3 separate regions of the Mus musculus genome follow, and all the other regions are linked to region 2. Evidence: chromatin loops called from intact Hi-C (ENCODE). Cell type or tissue: heart. All regions are shown on one strand. Each heading gives the region's core, and the rest is flanking DNA. Links, peaks and the distances in the headings are about the cores only.

Region 1 (5,818 bases), core at 788-4,787, 250 kb after region 2:
GTCAGAGGTCAACCTCAGATGTCATTCCTCTGGAGCCATCCATCCTGTTTTTGAGATAGGAGCTCTCTTTGAGATCTGGTTTACTGGTTAGACTAGGCAGGCTGGCACTGATCCTCAGGGATCTTTCTTTCTGTCTGTGCCTCCCCAGGGCTGGAATTATAGGTGCATTCTACCATGCTCGGTTTGTTATGCCGGTGAGGATGTTTGACCTCTGATCCTCATGCTTGTGCAGTGAGCACGTTAATGACCGAGTCATCTCCCTGCCCCAGTGTTTATCTTTTCTTACCTGTAGCTGTGATTTGAAATAAAACTAAGATTAGCCTTGATTTCATGTATTCTTTTGATTTTTGAGACTTGATCTCCAGAATATATGGTCCTCTATTCTCTCTCTCTCTCTGTCTCTCTCTCTCTGTCTCTCTCTCTCTCTCTCTCTCTCTCTCTCTCCTAAGCAGCTATTGCTAAGAGGGAAGAGGCAAATATGTAGCTTCTTAGCTCAGCTTACAGACAGGCTGCATTCGTTCTCTGGAAAGAGTAAGCAAAACTAAATTGAATTTACCTCTGAATCCTTATTCACTCCCTGTGGTCATTTACAATATTGTGTAAGAAGCATTTCATTTGCAATATTGTAGAACAGGCATAAAATAAACTCTAGCCCCGTCAGTTATGCCTTAGCTTCCCTATCACCTTTGGTTCCCGGGTCTTGTCTGAATCGATGTAACCATGACTGAGTACCTACTACTCAGAGTAGCTACTGGGCATACAAGAAGAGAACCTGTTTCTTGCTGTTTACAGAGGCAATGACACAGAGGCTAACAGCTATCCGGCCATGTAGTGGGCAGTACAGGAGAAGCCTGCAGCCTACGAACAGTGGGCACACAGATGAGAAGGAATTAAGCTCCAAGAAGGACAGCAGAGGGATCTAGTGGACACAGCAGTTCCTGGAGGAACACATGGAAAATGGGAGGAGTACACCAAACCTTCGGATCTCTGCCAGGTGCTCTATGCTTCACTGTGTTCAAGTTTACGAAGCAGGAGGGGATATAAAGCCAGAATGAACGTTCTGATGGCAGTGTAGACAGTTTTGGGGATCACTGGAATGGAGAACCAAGTAGTAACCTATTCCTGTAGTGACAAGAGATGGTGTACTGGCTAGTTTTGTGTCAACTTGACACAGCTGTGGTTATCACAGAGAAAGGAGCTTCAATTGAGGAAATGCCTCCATGAGATCCAACTCTAAGGCATTTTCTCAATTAGTGATCAAGGGGGAAAGGCCCCTTGTGGGTGGGACCATATCTGGGCTGGTAGTCTTGGGTTCTATGGTCAGGGACTTGGATAAGAGAGCAGGCTGAGCAAGCCAGGGGAGGCAAGCCAGTAAAGAACATCCTTCCATGGCCTCTGCATCAGCTCCTGCTTCCTGACCTGCTTGAGTTCCAGTCCTGACTTCCTTGGTGATGAACAGCAGTATGGAAGTGTAAGCCGAATAAACCCTTTCCTCCCCAACTTGCTTCTTGGTCATGATGTTTGTGCAGGAATAGAAACCCTGACTAAGACAGATGGCGAGGGCTTAGCCTTGGCAGTGGAGGGTTGGAGGGTCTAAAGTGGGAAAGCTTGGACCAATTGGTGCAAATGATGGGCGGGACAGAGTTGTTACTGTGGTGTGAGATTCCTCATTGGTCTGTGTTGGCAGTGTCCTTTGATGAAGGGCTCAAAGAAGGGCCAAGGCTTGTTTTAGACAAACCACCATTAGCTCCATTTGTGGCAAGGAAGTGTGTAGAGATAGACGCTCTGGTAATCAGGAGACTGATGGCTATGATCACTTGCAAAGGGCCCAGGCCTAGAACCAGCCCCATAAGTAGACAGAATACTTATCCCCTGCATCTGGACTCCTGAGTCTCATTCTGTCTGGGGCCCTGGCTTCTTGTTGCTGGTTACCCACTAGGCCTCTGGCTATTTCCATGGTGGCTGCTGCCCTGTACACCGACTTGATGTCTCAGGAGTAATTGACTCGTGTTTCCTTCTTCTAAGGGTGCCCTGGGACTCACCAAGCACTGCCTATCTTAGATTAGCATAGACTGGACTTCCTGTTGCTGATAGTCTCAATGGGTTCTTCAGCTTGTGGCCTCAGCCTCAGGCCTACCTATGCTCAGAACTCCCTCTCTGACCTGTGGCGGGGGACTGCCTAGAAGCCAGTCTTTGTAGCTGACATTCACCTTGCCTGGTCCAGAGGAGAGGGTGAAATGATTTGATTTTAAATAAATAAATACATAAAAATGTCCAGTGCTCTCTGTCGTTATCAGGTTGGGAATTTTCTGTAACCACTTACAGAAGAGAAGAAAGCTTTCAGATTAGCAACTTCTGTCTTTCAGAAGGCAAACAGAGGTGAGAGTCTCAATAAATCAAACATGAAGGTGTTGCCCCCAAGTGGCACAAAAGAGATTAGATTCCAACTATCCGTTTCTATTAATGGCTCTTGAAAGCTTATGGAAGTAGTGCTTAAAAAAAAAAAAAATGACATCCGTGAATTGCTGAGTTTGCAGTTTGGGGAAGTCATCTTTCTGGTTATTTTTGTAAGTTCGTGGTTGTTCCTATCCCGAATCAGTATGGCCCCACCTCTGCTACCAGAGTCCTGTTTTCAGCCCCTCCCCTCTATCCCTAGGCACCATCTTGGGGGTTTTCATCTCGAGTCTGATCCAGAGCAACTTGGGCAGCCTTGTTCTTACTGGTCCTGTGTCCCCTGCATGTCTTCTCACAGGGTGTGCCTCTCTAGGCAATGTCCTTAGACCTTCTTATTATACTCTTTGGAAGTCAGAGTGCTAGTCTTAGTTCATTTGGGTGATCTTGTCTAAGTCCCCCCCCTTTTATTTTTATTTTTTATTCTTTGGTTCTACAAAGTGAGACCAGGCTGGCCTTGAACTGTCAGAGATTGGCCTGCCTCTGTTGAGATTAAAGGCAGCATCATTACACCTGGCTCCCCACACTCAGTTCTTTTAAAGTTTGTTTGTTTGTTGTTGTTGTTGTTGTGATTCTCAATTCTTTGGCCCTGGATTCCTAAACCACACAGGAAAGGAAGCGGCTACGCATTGGCAAAGCACGTGCCACTCGATGAGGCGTGCCACCCTGTCTGCTTTTGTCCATCCTCACACTTTCCACTCTGAGAGAAACCCATGAGTGCTGGCTAGTTTTATGTCATCCTGACACAAGCTAGGGTCTCAGGGGAAGAGGAAATCTCAGAAAATTGAAGGCCATTTGTTTGTTTGTTTGTTTGTTTGTTTGTTTGTTTTGTTTTGTTTTGTTTTGAGACAGGATTTCTCTGTGTAGCCCTGGCTGTCCTGGAACTCAGAAATCTGCCTGCCTCTGCCTCCTTAGTGCTGGGACTAAAGGCATGTGCCACCACGCCCGGCTGAAGGCCATTTTCTTATTTAATGATTGATGGTGGTCCTGGGTTCTATAAGAAAGCAGGCTGAGCAAACCATGAGAAGCAAGCCAATAAACAACACCCATCTGTGGCCTCTGCCTCATCTCCTGCCTCTAGGCTCCTGCCCTGTTTGAGTTCTTGTCCTGACTTCTTTCAGTGATAGACCACAATGTAGAGGTGTAACCCAAATAAACCCTTGTGATATTTGTTTTAGGGTCCAAGTGTGGTTCCAAGTTGTTCACTTTCTCCTTCTCAGGCTGGAAGAATGAAGTGGTGTTCAGAATGGGTTCTGTGGGATCCCAGGCCAGCTGGGAGTGTGTGTGTGTGTGTGTGTGTGTGTGTGTGCGCATACGCACACACTTCTCTGAGGATGTTAGTGTTACAAAGGCCTTCTCTGAAACAGCTCTCTGAAATGATCTTAGCTTGTGTGCATACCTTTATACGGGGTAGGCTTGTATGCATACATTTTATTCCCGGTGAATCAGGACTTTGTATGGACTTTGGAGAGTGGGAAGAAGTTTTCAGGGTAAATGAAAACCATTGGTTAGCGTTTAATGTTCTATAACATTCTGTCTCATGTGCATGGAGGGGTATTCCAGAAATCCCAGGTACTTGCTGTGTGGGCTCTTATTGGGAAAAGAGGAAGTTGAACTTATAGGTCTTCCAAGGACTACTCAACCTTCTCTAGTTATAGAGTGTGGGGTTTCTGGCTCCCCAGACAAGGTCAGAAGAGCGGAGGCCCTTCTGGTAAAGGGAGGCTTCCATTTTGTGCCAGGCTCAGAGAAGTTAACCACTTAAGGTAGAATTCTACCTTAATTGGTAGACAACCCCTTTTTTCCCCAAGTTGCTTTGGTCATGATGTTTCATCACAGCAACAGAAACAGCACCCCTCTATGGCCTTTGTATGAGCTGTTGCCTCCAGATACCCCACTTGTGATGGATTACAGTGTGGAAGTGTAAGCTGAATAAATCCTTTCCTCCACAACTTGCTTTGGTTGTGCTCCATCATAGCAGTAGTAGCTCTAACTAGGATACTTTGTCTGGTGTGCAGACCATAACGTAGCCTACAGGTTTTACCGCCCCTGCAGCCATGTCTTACGTGGTGCTAGGAGACACCCCTCCTCTCTTCCCTTTCAGCTTCTCTTTATTGTCTCAGGGGTGGATTTGTGTCTCAAGAGCCAGTTCTTTGTGAATGCCACCCCTAACCCCAAGATGGGAACAAAGAGATACTCGTTGTTGCAGTATAATGTTCTACCTCTACTACAATCCCACTTTCACAGAAAATGGACCTTGACTAGGAGAAAGGAGTAGAAATGTTTTGATTGTGAATGGAACAGTCAAAAAAAAAACCCGGTAATCTACTCTGTCCCTCCTCACACCCCCTCTAATGGGCCCGCTCTTGCTCAGGTCCCATCGCAGCTCTCCTCACAGGACAGAGAAATTGGAGCACTGATTCTATGTGTGTCTTTTGACATGTCATACTTAACAAAGTGTCAGCCTCCCTAGATCTCAGTCACAACAGCCGAACAATGGGGATAGCCACCGTTATCTTATTATTGTTATTATTTTTTCTCTTCGAGATAACTCTTGGCTTTGAAATGGGAACACACCCAAGGCAAAGATGGTTCTCGCTGATATCTCACTGCAGTATGAGGCTTCACAACCGGCAATTGCATAGACTGAGGACATGGAAGCTCCAAGGTATGGTTTTTGAGAAGAAGGTTTTTATTGTAGATATGAAGGACAGTACAGCCAGAGGAGTGTGGAAGGGTTCAGAGCTGAGAGAGAAAGTAAGAGACTAAACATGGCCAGCAGACTGGATCAGCCTGGGAGAGGGGGTGGGAGAGAGAGAGAGAGAGGGGGGGGGGAGAGAGAGAGAGAGAGAGAGAGAGAGAGAGAGAACAAAGCAGACTAAGAGGTATAGGAAAGGAGATGGAGAGGGGAAGACAGTGTAAGAGGAAGACCATGAGCTGGAGTTTAGGGTAAGGTGGGGTGAGAAAGGCTAAGAACCATGGGTACTGAGAAAGGCTGGAGGCCCTCTGATGCTTTGATATGCTAATAGATACTACAGATCTCCGGATGACCCTTCTGAATGAGATAGGAAATGGCTTCTTTAGTTGAGCGGAACAGCCACAGAATTTGGGTGAGTGGCATTTCCTTGCTTCCTTCAGTTCTGACAGAGGTTGAGTGGTTTGGAATGGAGCAGAAGAGTGGGGAAGGGAGCCTGTCAGTCAGAGCACATCTGCTTTCCCTTTGGTACTGGGCCTTGTGTGCACGCGCGCACGAGTGTGTGTGTGTGTGTGTGTGTGTGTGTGTACATGTTCATGTTTGCCTACGCATGTCAGTATATGACCACGTATGTGCATATTTAGCAATTTCAACATCTATAAAACAGCCGCCATG
Region 2 (5,818 bases), core at 1,110-5,109:
TTGTGGGTCTCGCAGGACTTGTACTTTTAGTACTTGTGGGTCACTCGGGAGTTGTACTTTTAGTATTTTAAGGGACTAACAATCCATCCTGATTCACATCCCCACCAACAGTGCATGGGGAGCCCTTTCTCCACACCCTCACTAGTACTTCCCACTTTGGGCCTTTTGGATAATTACCATTTTACCAGAGTGACTTGATCTCTCACTGTGGCTTTAAATTGTATTTCCCTGATTTGTGCTAGCAATTTTTTTTTCTGTGTACCTGCTGATTTTTTTGCATGTCTTATTTTGATAAATGATTATTTAGGTTTGTTGCTTGGTTTTAATTGGGTTATTTCTTGTTTTGTTCTCTTTTTTAAAAGTATTTCTATTAATTTTTCAAGAATTTTATACAATATGTTTTTATACTATTCACTCTTGAGTTCTTACTCTTAAATCCTCCCCAGTTCATGCCCAGCTTCCTACTCCTACTCCCACTCTTAACCTCTGTTTCTTTTAGTCAACAGCGCACCGACTCTGGCTGGTACTGTGCATGTACTTGTGAGTGTAGGACCATCCACTGGAGAAGTCTACAGGAGCCACACCCTTAAGGAAAGCTGGCATTCACCCTCCTCGAAGCCATCCATTGTCCATAGCCTCTCCATCAGGGATGAGAGTTCATGAGCTCCTTAAGCTTCCGTCCATGCTAGACTGTAGCCTGTATTGATCTTGAGCAGGTCTTGTGTAAGCAACCACAGCTGCTGTGAGCTCATGAGGGTGGTGGTCCTGTTACTCTCAGGAGACACCGTTTCACTGTGGTCCTCCCTGCCCCCTTTTCCACAATGATCCCTAAGCCGCAGGTAACAGTTTGTGGAATAGATATCCTGTTTGTGGTTGAGCACTGTCCAGCCACTGACCCTCTGCATTGTGACCAATTGTGACTGCTCTTGAGATTTTAAAATTCTCTAACTATTGTGGGCTTGAACTCCCTTTCAGGCACAGAGCTTACAAGCATCCTTTCCCATTCTAGAGATTTTCTTCATTTTGACAGTTGATGGCTTTTTGGGCAGACACCTTTTCGTATGGGATGGTTGAGTTTCTCCATGTGCCTCTGAACTCTTGTCCTTGTGTATTCTAATGTCCTGTGGCATTTCCTGTATGTTTTCTTCCATTTGAGTTGATTTTTGTAGCCTACATCTAGCAGTTCATCTTTTGCATGTAGATACCAGAGTCCCTCTGTACTATTTACTAGTTGAGATTTATTTTTATTTTATCTACGTGTGTGTGTGTGTCTATGTGTCTGTAAGAATGTGACTGTGTGCCCTCAGAGGCCTGGGGAGGATGTCAGATCCCCTGGAGCTGGAGTTACAGGTGGCTGAGAGCTGCCTCACATGGCTGCTGGGGATTAAACTCTGCTTCTCTCAAAGCGCAGCAAGTGCTCTTAACTGCCTGCCCTCAGGTCCAAGGACTGAAAACACTGGCTTTACTCTGTCTCTCCCTCTGCTAGCAGTGTAGTCTTGTTTACTTTCTCTATGGTCTCATCACTAGCTGGGAATGATTACAGCACATACCATATGCAGGCTTCTGCAAAGGGTAACTGAGCTTGCCACACAGGGCTTCAAGGAATAGCAGCAGTGGTTGTGAAGAGCTCAGGGCCTGGTGCCCATCAGCCTGAATGAACCCTGAATGAACTCATGTTTAACCACCATCATCCCAAGTGGGGCCAGGCATTTCACTTCCTTGCTTGGTATCCTTTTTTTTTTTAAAATGGGGAACATTTGGTTGTCATGAAAATGAGTAAGTTAATCTAATCTGTATAAAAGGTGATGCCTGTACTCAGCAAGTATTGTTGGCTGCAATTAGCATGATGGTCGATACAGCCCAGATTGAGTGTGGTCCACAACAGCCATGAAATGATATTTTCATTTTACTGGAAGCACAGACCAGAGACAGAAAGTGAAGGAGAGGTTTCACCGGGTTCAGCTCAGTGGATTTCAGGGTGTCTCTGAGGGCGGCTAAGCTTCGTCTGCTCCCACAGGTGTGGTCACGGTGCCATTGTTGCTCAGTCATCATACCTCAGCTTCTGGAATACCCACCCAAGACATTGTTCCACCCTCGCACACAGCACTCTCAAATGCATCCTGGCTGAGAAGTAGCTGTTACCCCAATCCTGGGAGCGGGAGCAGCGTGACTGACAGCTTGCTGGAACTGGGACTTCCTTTTTGCCCTGGGCTCTGGCTGTGAAACAGAGCACATGAAAATAATTTCCTTAAGGAAGTTGTCCTGGTAGACAATGCCTCTTTGTCTGCAGGTAAAAGATGCTGCGAGGCCTAAAGACTGTGTGGTCTGGGATCTGAACAGCTGGGCTGTCTTTCTGGCTTCTAGGGCCTGCTGGGACATTGCTTCTCCCAGAGTGCCCTTCCATGAAACCTTGTCCTGCTGGCTTTCACTTCTGCCGCTTGTGCAGAGGGACAAAGTGCATGATGGGTGGTAACTGAGAACTGAGGCCACGGCAGGGGAGATTCCGGGGCACCAGGGCAGTGGAGCTGCCTCCTAGAGTCCCTGAAGTCACACTCATGTTTAACCCCTGTGCACCTCTGCTCACAATATGAAGGTGACATTAACTGACTCCGGTGAATATCCTGAGACTAATTAAATCTTTGGGAAAGAGTTAAGGAAACGAAGCTGATGTCTTTGTTGACAAAGCTGCAGTACTTATCAAACCCCCAGGGTTTCAGGGCTCAAGGGCATGAGAGATCAGGTAGGAGGGCCGCATAATTCTTCCCGAAAGCTAGTTTCGACCTCCCCAGCCACCCCAAGGATTCTCCAAAGACCTGAGGGGTTTTCAAAAGCCGCTGCTCTCTTGAGCAGGTCTAAGGAAGTCAAGCGTTAGTCTTCCTGATTTACCCTTCTCCTGGGACCTTTCCAGTTCCGCTGACCTCCCAACCTCCCTTATATCATTCTTTGGCTTGACTTAATTCTCTTTTGGTTTTAAACAAAAAAGGAGTCAGCCATTGTTCCGTTGTTACCGTCCATCACAGCTGTCACCCAGGGAGCATGTGTGTGTGTGTGTGTGTGTGTGTGTGTGTGTGCTCTGCGTGCTGTGCATGTGTTTCCTGTGGAAGCTAAGTCTTCCAAGAGCCCACAGAAGGTCACCTTTCATCCCATGTACCCAGGCTGGCCTGGCAACACTGCAACCTACAAGCCATGGCAGCACCTAGCGCTAGCATTTTTTTGTACGGCACCTTTCTCCTCAGCGGGTTTCAAACCAACTGCTGCATGCTTGTCTCTCATGCTTCATGCGATGAACTAACTTCTCAGAGAAACTCACGCTGTTCCACGGAAAGCCAAAGATCAGGACTGTTAGTGAGATTAAGCCATCTCAGTCAAACTCTTGATTTTTGTAGGCAAAAATTCTAGTCAGCCACCAGAGGGTGCCCACAGAGTTCTCTAAAAATGACTAAAAACCATGAAAGATTGCAGGAGGAAACATTTCCAGTTTGTATAAGACCAAAACAAATAGAGCTTGCCCACCCCTGCCTTATGTGGAGAATGACAAAGCAGCCATGGAAAAAGCAGGGGCGGGGGCTTTGGGACTGAGGGAGCGTGAGAGAAATCACCTGGATTTGAGCTGAACTGAGTTGCTTCAGGATTTGAAATTGGCAATTGGAATAGCATTTTGTGTACCGGCCCAGGAAGCGGTTTCATTTCTAAGCAAAACTCTCCGCCATGACCATCCCCCCATCTGTGTGTACAAAAGAAATGCAAATACATGTAAATATTATTCTAAACCAAAGGCTTCCTGGAAGGTAAGGCGGCTGCAGCAGAAAAAGAAAGAGAAAATGAAAAAAAGAAAAGAAAAAGAAAGAAAAGGAAAGAAAAAAGCACAGTGCGCTGGGAATTGGAAGGGTTGAGTGTTTGAGCCACAGGTCTTGCCCTAGGGTAAGATCTCAAAATGGAAATGAAGGGACTGTGGATCTCAAAGCAGAGAGCAGACCCTACCTTCTCCAGGGCCTGGCATGTAGGCTATGTCTGGCATCTCTAGCTCCAGGGACTGGCATGGTGACTGGGTTGTAATAGGTGCCTGGAAATGTCAGAAGAGTCCGTGTGTGTCCCAGAAGAGAGCTGGAGAAGGCAGGACTTCCTGGGCTGGCTGGGAACATTTGTCAGGCTGAGAAGTGGGGAGACATGGTGGCCTGGGGTGGAAGGATAATTTCCTCATGAGAAGTTCTGTTGTTGTTGAACTCGGGTATCATATCGTGTGTAACCAACAAGTCAGGCTTGGCCACCCATCTTCAATAAGCTGATTAGAGGAGCCAAATTAATAGTGAGAAGCAGAAAGAGGACACTTAGTCAATGTGGCCATATCGGGAAGAGGGGCAAAGAGTCTTTTTTTTTAAATTCAAGACAGGGTTTCTCTGTGTAGCACTGGTTGTCCTGGATCTTACTCCATAGACCAGGCTGGCCTCAAACTCAGAGATCCTCCTGCCTCTGCCTCCCAAGTGCTGGGATTAAAGACATGCGCTACCACTGCCTGGACAAAGAGTCTTAATGACTTCTCTGAGTCTGTCTTGGGGGTTCTGACAAGTTTAAGTAGAAAGCAAGAGATATGCGTAATGAAACAGTCTCCGAGATGTGGTCCCCTCCCCCCACCTCCTTGAGCCTCTCCTGAAGGTCAGTCTGTCTTACAAGGTCACCTGACCTGTGCATTTTTTTCTTCTGGAAACAAGTTCTTCCTTTGGATGCCCTCAATTTCAGACATTTCCTCTCCCAGTACAGAGGTTCCTGGGGACATTGCAGTTTCTTGGGGTCCATTCTTTCAACAGTCTGATGAAGAAGGAAGTGCCAATGTGTCTGTAGCAGGTGTTCATTCCTGCCAGACAGGTCGGTTTATACCATGCTATGTTAAGTTTGTGCCACTGTGACAAAGTAATTGAGATAAACAACTTAAAATTAGATATTTATCTATTTATCCATTTATTTATTTATTTATTTATTTATTCCTTTTGGCCCATGATTTTAGAGATTTAAGTTTATGATGAGGGGGCTCTGAAAGTCAAGGTGACACAGATATCATGGTGGGAACCACTTGGTAGAGCAAAACCACTCACCTCAGGGTGGTGTGACTTTTCTTGGGGCAAAGTAAAGAAACATTATATTTGCCCCAGATAGGGAGCTGACAGACCAGACCAGAAAAGAATTTCATCCAAGCCCAGGCTGGTGAACAAGTAAATTAGGGTCTCTTAGTTACTTAAAGGAGTGTGGGCCACTTACCTTGGAAATGTCACAACCTTTAGAATTAACACACAGGCAGCTGTACCTCCAATAAGAATTGCACCTCCTGCATATGCTAACACACACACACACACACACACACACACACACACACACACACACACACCAATCCTAGGGCAGGACTGCATGCATTTGGGAAAGGAACAAGAGGGTGTAATTACTAGGATCTGCAAGGAAACGCTAACTTCGTCACTATTACTACAGAATGTATTATTCTGTTGACTTCGTTGCCATAACTGTGGGCCAAAGGTTTTCTATAGGTCACAACAGGACCTCTGCTTTGAGGTGGCCAAGAAGAAATGAAAAGAGGAGGAAGGAAGGAAGGAAGGAAGGAAGGAAGGAAGGAAGGAAGGGGAAGGGGAAGGGAAGGGAAGAAGGAAGGGAGGGAGGGAGGGAGGGAGGGAGGAAGGGAGGGAGGAAGGGAGGGAGGGAGGGAAGAAAGAAGGAAGGAGGGAAGGAAAGGGGAAAGGGAGGAAGCAAGGAAGGAAGGAAAAAGAAAAGGGAGGAAGGAGAAACAAATAAGCCAGGTATAAGGATATGACCT
Region 3 (5,818 bases), core at 788-4,787, 250 kb after region 2:
TGGTTTCTCCTCCCCAACCTTCCTTCCTCTTTCAACAGAGTCTGACTATGTGGTCCAAGCTGGCCTGGAACTCAGTAGGTAGACCTAGCTGGTTTCACACTCACAGAGACCTGTCTACCTCTGCCTCCCGAGTGCTGGGCAGCATGGACCTCCATGATGGGCAGGGAAGGAATTTTTTTGAAAGAATAGCCGGTTATAGTTGTTCTTCACTTTCTTACAACCCAGGGTGTGTTTTCTGGGTGTACGTGGGTATTGGTCTGACCCCCTTCTGCCTCAGTGACATTTCTCCTGACCCACTCCCAGGCTGTTATATCTCCTAACCTTCCCTCCCCCAGAGGCCTGTCTTCCCACACAGTCTGGGAAGAGCCACCATTCTTCCTTTTTGTGTCTGCCCTTGGCTCTCTTGGCCTCTGCTCAGTTCTTCCTTCTCTAAGGTTCCCAGGTGCTCATCTTCCAGCTGTTGATGACACTGTCACTTTACATTGATGGTCGTAGCTGTGTCCTGCTCCTGGGGCTGCACCGTCCTCAGGGCAGGGATTGTGACTTATTCAGCTTTCCAATCCCTGCAGTGTCTGGCACACCAAGAAGCCCAGTAAGCTCATTCCATTCACTTTTTGAGAGGCCCATGCACTGAGTCCAGGACCTCAGCATGTTAAGCTGTGCTAAAGCAGCAACACTAAGCTACACTCCCAAACCCAGATGCATTTTGGAGCATGGATTTTGAGATGGAAATTTAAAAAAATAGTTAATTTAAAACACCTTCTGTGTATATGTGTGTGTGCATGTGTGTGAATGCCCACAGAGGCTGGAAGAAGGCTTCAGATCCCCTGGTACACCAGTCATAGATAGTAGTTGGGAACTGCTCCATATAGGTGTTCGGAACTGAACTCTGGTCCTCTGAAAGAACATCAAGTGCATGCAAATTGAAAAGGAAAGCAGTAAGAATGCTCTAGAAATTTCTGACCTCACTGCATGGCTGCATGAGGTGCAGATTTTGCTTCACCCTTAGAGCATGATGGAGAAGCAGAGTCACATGTGTAATGGGCAGGGCACAGGGAGGAGGAAGCATGTTCAGTTTGAGCGTGATGAGTCCAGGTGTTCAGGTGATGCTAAGGTGTCAAAGGGGCACACTGGGCATGGAGAGAGAACTGGACCCTAAGGACCAATCATAAGTAGATAAGAGAGGAAAGATGGTCTAGGAGCCTGGAGGTTCCCAGCATCTGCCAACTTGGCAGAAAAGGTAGGGGAACCACAGACCTAAGAATAGTTTGTGTTGTGGCAATCGAGGGACACTTGTGCCAAACTGCTGATTCAGATGCCACCACTGTTGAAAGTCAAGTGAGAAGCGAAATGGAATGGTAGACACCATCATGACGGGAAACATGGCAGCTTCCAGGCCTACATGGTGCTGGAGAAGCCAAGAGTTCTACGTCTTGATTCAAAGGAAGCCAGTGGGAGGGTCTGGATCACACTGGCCAGTCTTGAACATACCTGTGAGACCTCAAAGCCCCGCCTCCACAGTGACGCACTTCCTCTAACAAGGTTGCACTTCCTCCAGTAAGGCCACATCTACCAATAATGTCATTTCCTATGGGCCAAGCATATTCAAATCACCACAGCTATTATGGAGGTTTTGCCATTACTTATCTGTTTTTCTTTTGAGACAAAATAGGCTCAGCTACATTTAAACTTGGGAATGCAAGGGGAGAGGTGAGTGGGTGGGTGGAGGGAGAGAGATGAAGATGTACAATCAGGTGTGGTGTTGTTCAGAGACGTCCAGTTCCCAGGGAAGATGGGAGAATGTGACTGACTCTGGGCTGTGGACTGAAGGGCTGGCCTTTTGTCTGAGGAAGGAAACCTCTTGATTTGTAACAGAGAAGAAGGTGATGGCTGCACCACAGGAGATTTGTGACAATAGGAGGACAAGGTAACCTTTAGAATGTACAGCTAAACTTCTATCCTGCTAACAATGACCATTACAGATGGCAGCCTAGGCTAAGCGTGCTGACTATAAGTGTTCGTACTTAGCAATTCATCTAACACCTGCCCCATTCTATAAACCATCTTGGGTAGGCTCTGATTTATAGATGAGGAGACTGATGTTCATGAAGGTTAAGAGACTTGAACAAAGTCAAAGTTGGTGAGTATTTGGACCAGGATTTGAACCTTTGGCTGATACCCAAGCCCTTGGGATTTATTATCCCATGGACATTAGGTTGTGGGTGTTTGCTCTTTTAGTCTGTACTGTAAAGTTCATGAAAGATGCTAAGATAACAAGCTTCTGGTCTTTCATCTCTTAATTGAACTATATGAAGCTTTGCAATTCTGAGAATAGAAAAAAATGGGAGCCAATCACAAGGAAGATTCTTCCCATCACTTTGGCTTGACGTGGGAATATCATGTATTATATTCTGTTGTAAAAGTCAGTGTGGGAACAAAGCAAACATTTACCAGCATTGGGCTCCTTAAGGAGGCCTGCAATTTGTCTTCTTACAAAGGTCTATCCCTGTTTTTGTGGGGATTGCTCAATGTGCATCCTGCCCTCTAGCGGCCAAATTCTCCCACAACCCAAGGCGTGTCCGCTCCATCCAGGCAGGGCAGTGGTGTGGGAGTCGCCTTGCATGTCAGACAGGCAGGCACAGTCTCTGCCCAAGGCATCCTGTAGCTTCCCTTACCCATGGCCCATAAGAACATAGCAGCCAGCCGAAAACTCCAGCAGACCACACTCTAGTGCCATCTTAGAGGCTTAAGGCTTTGATAGGCAACAGTGAGGAATTGAGCCTGGTGTGGCAGCACAGCTTTGACAGCAGAAAGTTCAGGAACCACGGTAGGAAATGACCTGCATATGATGTTGGCATCTTCCTTCAGGACCTGGGATAGCATTAGCCAGCGGAAGACTGAATGGGGAAGAGAACGTGAACGGCTGGCTATCTGCAGATCAGTCAGAAAATGCTGGTTATCATTATCTTTGGCTTAAGATCTCCAATAAGTAAGAACTGCCTCTGATAACAGTTTGGCTGAGCTGCAGTTAGTCTTCACTGGACAATAAGCTTTAGGGAAGATAGAGATCTTTCTGGCATCCCTCTGCCAGCCTGTCAACCACCCAGTAAATCTCCGTCGAATGAATAACGACTGTGTGTGTCAGTCATGAATGGAAGCCTGCACACTGATTTCTGAGGCACGATGAATTTTAATTTTTTTTTTTTTAAAGACAGGGTCTTGCTACATATCCTTGGCTGGCTTGGAACTCATAGACATCTGCCAGCTATCTAATCTGCTGAGATTAGAGGCGTGGGCTTCTACACCTGGTTTGGTTTATTTCATCAGTGCTCCAGCAGTTGCATCGCAACTACAGGAGCTCAGCCTTGGCTGGGACCTTCTGTGATCCTGAGTTTTATTCTCTGTAATTTGTTTCTTGTCTGGAGACTTTCACTATTAACTGAAAACCCACGTTCTTGCTCTGCCATCCAAATCTTTGCTGAAAAGACTCACACATGAATCTATAGACCAGAGTCTGATTTAATGCATGAAGTGCTTTTTTTTCTAAAGGTTTAATTATTGATCATGTGTGTGTGTGTGTGTGTGTGTGTGTATTTGCCTATGTGTGTACATATGTGGCATGCATGCAGGTGCCCATGAAGGCCAGGAGAGGACATCAAATTCCCTGAAACTGGAGCTCAATAGTGAGCTGCTATTTGGGTGCTAGTATCGGAACACAGGCTCTCTGCTAGAGTAGTAGGTGCTCTTAACCTATGAGCCATCTTTTCAGCCTGCCTTCCATTTTTTTTTAAAGGATTTAAACATGGTTCATGATTTATTTAGCACCTCACTCACTGGCTATATGTATGCTCAAAGTCTTTCCAAATTGACTTTTTGAATATTGAAAATATTTTAAGGTTGCTGATGTGCTCCCACCCAATCCTTCCTTCATTGAGCCAAGGTCTCACTATGTAGACTAGGATGGCCTTGAACTCACAGAGATCCACCTGCCTCTGCCTCTGTCTCTGCAACTTGAGTGCTGAAATGGAAGATGTATGTTGCCACGCCCAGCCACTGTTGTTCGTCTTTTAACTGAAAATGGCCACTTCTATTTCCTTGACTTGGTGTCTTCAGGGCTTCCAGATGAGGTTGATCTGATTTACAGTGTCCACAGCTCTCCCCCCCCCCCCCGCCCCGACTCTTTCACACATCAATTGTATGAATGTAAAAAGTTAGCTCAGGCTTTATTGTGTATGCTTTTGCAGAACGCTAACCCCAAAGAGAGCAACCAGTGCAGTCTCCACCTGCAGCCTCCACATGGGAGGGATGCAAACTTCTCATAGATCCTACCTCTGGCAATTCTTTCCCCCTACTTTAGAGATGTCAACTGAGAAATTGTGAACACATACAATACAGAACCTTATCTATAATATAAACACTGACGTATGCAGTGTGAAGTGGTCACCTCAGTCAAGATTATTAAAGTGTCCATCAACTCACATAGTTATCTTTTTGTAATAAGAATATGTATGGTTCCCTTTGAGCATGGTCCAAGTGTCCAATACACAGTTGCTGGCTGAAGTTATCATGTCATAGGTTTCAGAGCAGACTCAGTCTGCGAGCAAAGCCCCACCCCCAAGCTCAAATAACTTTCTGAATATTTAATAGCAGAGAAGTGATAATCACTATGTGATTAAACTCAGGCTCACCCAGCCACGTTCTTAGAAACTGGCCTTGCCCTAGGACAGCACCTTCTTCTAGTTGCACCCTGGAGAGATGCACCAGGGATTGCAAGATTGGAGCAGAAGTGTACTGTCTGCTTTTCCAGAGGCCCAGAGTCACCCACAGGATTCTTACTAGTCTGTAACTCCAGTTACAGGGGACCCAATGCCCTCTTCTGGCCATCTTGGGCACTAGACACACACAAGGTACATAGACATACGTGTAGGCAAAACACCCACACACATAAAATAAATCTTGTTTCTTTTTGAAAAAAAACTTGCTAGGATAGAGGTAAAACCCTTTCCATAACTCTCAGTTCCCAACCTCAGAATAAACAAGACAGAACCTGGGTACCACACTGATGGTTCTAACGGGGGAAGGCTTATTTCTTTAGAAGATTTTCCTTTAGCAAGAGTCAAAAGTTCTACAACTGAAACCAACTGTTTTTTATGGTCTGGAGACTGATTTACCACACACATGAATGAGTCTTTCAGTCTTGAATGAGTGAATTTATTAAATATACGGCAAGCCAAAGTAAAAGAGTAAATATCAAGTAGCAGAGAGAGAGAGAGACAGACAGACAGACAGACAGACAGAGAGACAGAGACACAGAGACAGAGACACAGAGATATTGAGAGAGACAGAGAGACAGAGGGCAGAGGACAGAAGCAGAACAGGGTCCTCTCAGGGGAAGCTTCTGACTAAAAGACCAAATAGCAGAAAACATCTTCGAACTGGATGTTCACAGCATCCAGCAAAGCTGACTGGACAGATGAGGCAGTCAGCTGGTGTTCCCGGTTGAGCTTTCTCTCTGTGGCAGTGCTTCCCATTGGCTGAATGTCTGGCAGCTCTTGCCCACTGCAGGCCCGCTTGTGTGAGGTAAGCCAGAGAATCGAATGTTTAAGTTTCCAGATGCTCTCAAGAGTACAGTGCGGGCTGTTTTGTTCTCTGCTTTTCGTGTCACAGTCACCCGCTGGGGGGGGGGGGCACACCCACCCATGTTTGGATAAGGGGCCTTGGAGGCTGTGTTGAGAAAACACGGTGTGTGTTTATGTGCAATCCTGTCTCTATAGCCAACTTCTCCATGAACTCAAAGAGCACATGGCAATTAGCCTAT

What was found. Peaks named below come from ENCODE experiments on the same cell type or tissue, not always from the same donor. Only the 100,000 strongest peaks of a DNase experiment are listed, where the experiment ranks them.
Region 1: a loop joins it to region 2, with 6 times the contacts of the local background. A loop is called at or near these places in 19 of 42 quality-filtered maps.
Region 3: a loop joins it to region 2, with 6 times the contacts of the local background. A loop is called at or near these places in 19 of 42 quality-filtered maps.

What each region holds. Positions count from the first base shown.
Region 1 is chr12:54,102,404-54,108,221 of GRCm38, reverse strand. It overlaps Gm35818 (a long non-coding RNA gene), which reads left to right. Exons shown (of 7, transcript XR_872758.1): 3 at 793-994; 4 at 4,996-5,116; 5 at 5,478-5,558. Among named protein-coding and RNA genes, the nearest start is that of Gm35818, 37 kb to the left of the region's middle. In heart, for the core only: a CTCF peak has its summit at 2,417 (motif pointing left); no DNase peak of the experiment used is centred there.
Region 2 is chr12:54,351,050-54,356,867 of GRCm38, reverse strand. Gm35895 (a long non-coding RNA gene) reads right to left here. Exons shown (of 3, transcript XR_381605.3): 2 at 3,982-4,175; 3 at 3,629-3,724. Among named protein-coding and RNA genes, the nearest start is that of Gm35895, 3.1 kb to the right of the region's middle. In heart, for the core only: a CTCF peak has its summit at 3,399 (motif pointing right); no DNase peak of the experiment used is centred there; H3K27ac peaks cover 334 bases.
Region 3 is chr12:54,095,739-54,101,556 of GRCm38, reverse strand. All of the region lies in intron 5 of Gm35818 (a long non-coding RNA gene), which reads left to right. Among named protein-coding and RNA genes, the nearest start is that of Gm35818, 43 kb to the left of the region's middle. In heart, for the core only: a CTCF peak has its summit at 2,551 (motif pointing left); a DNase peak (open chromatin) is centred at 2,566.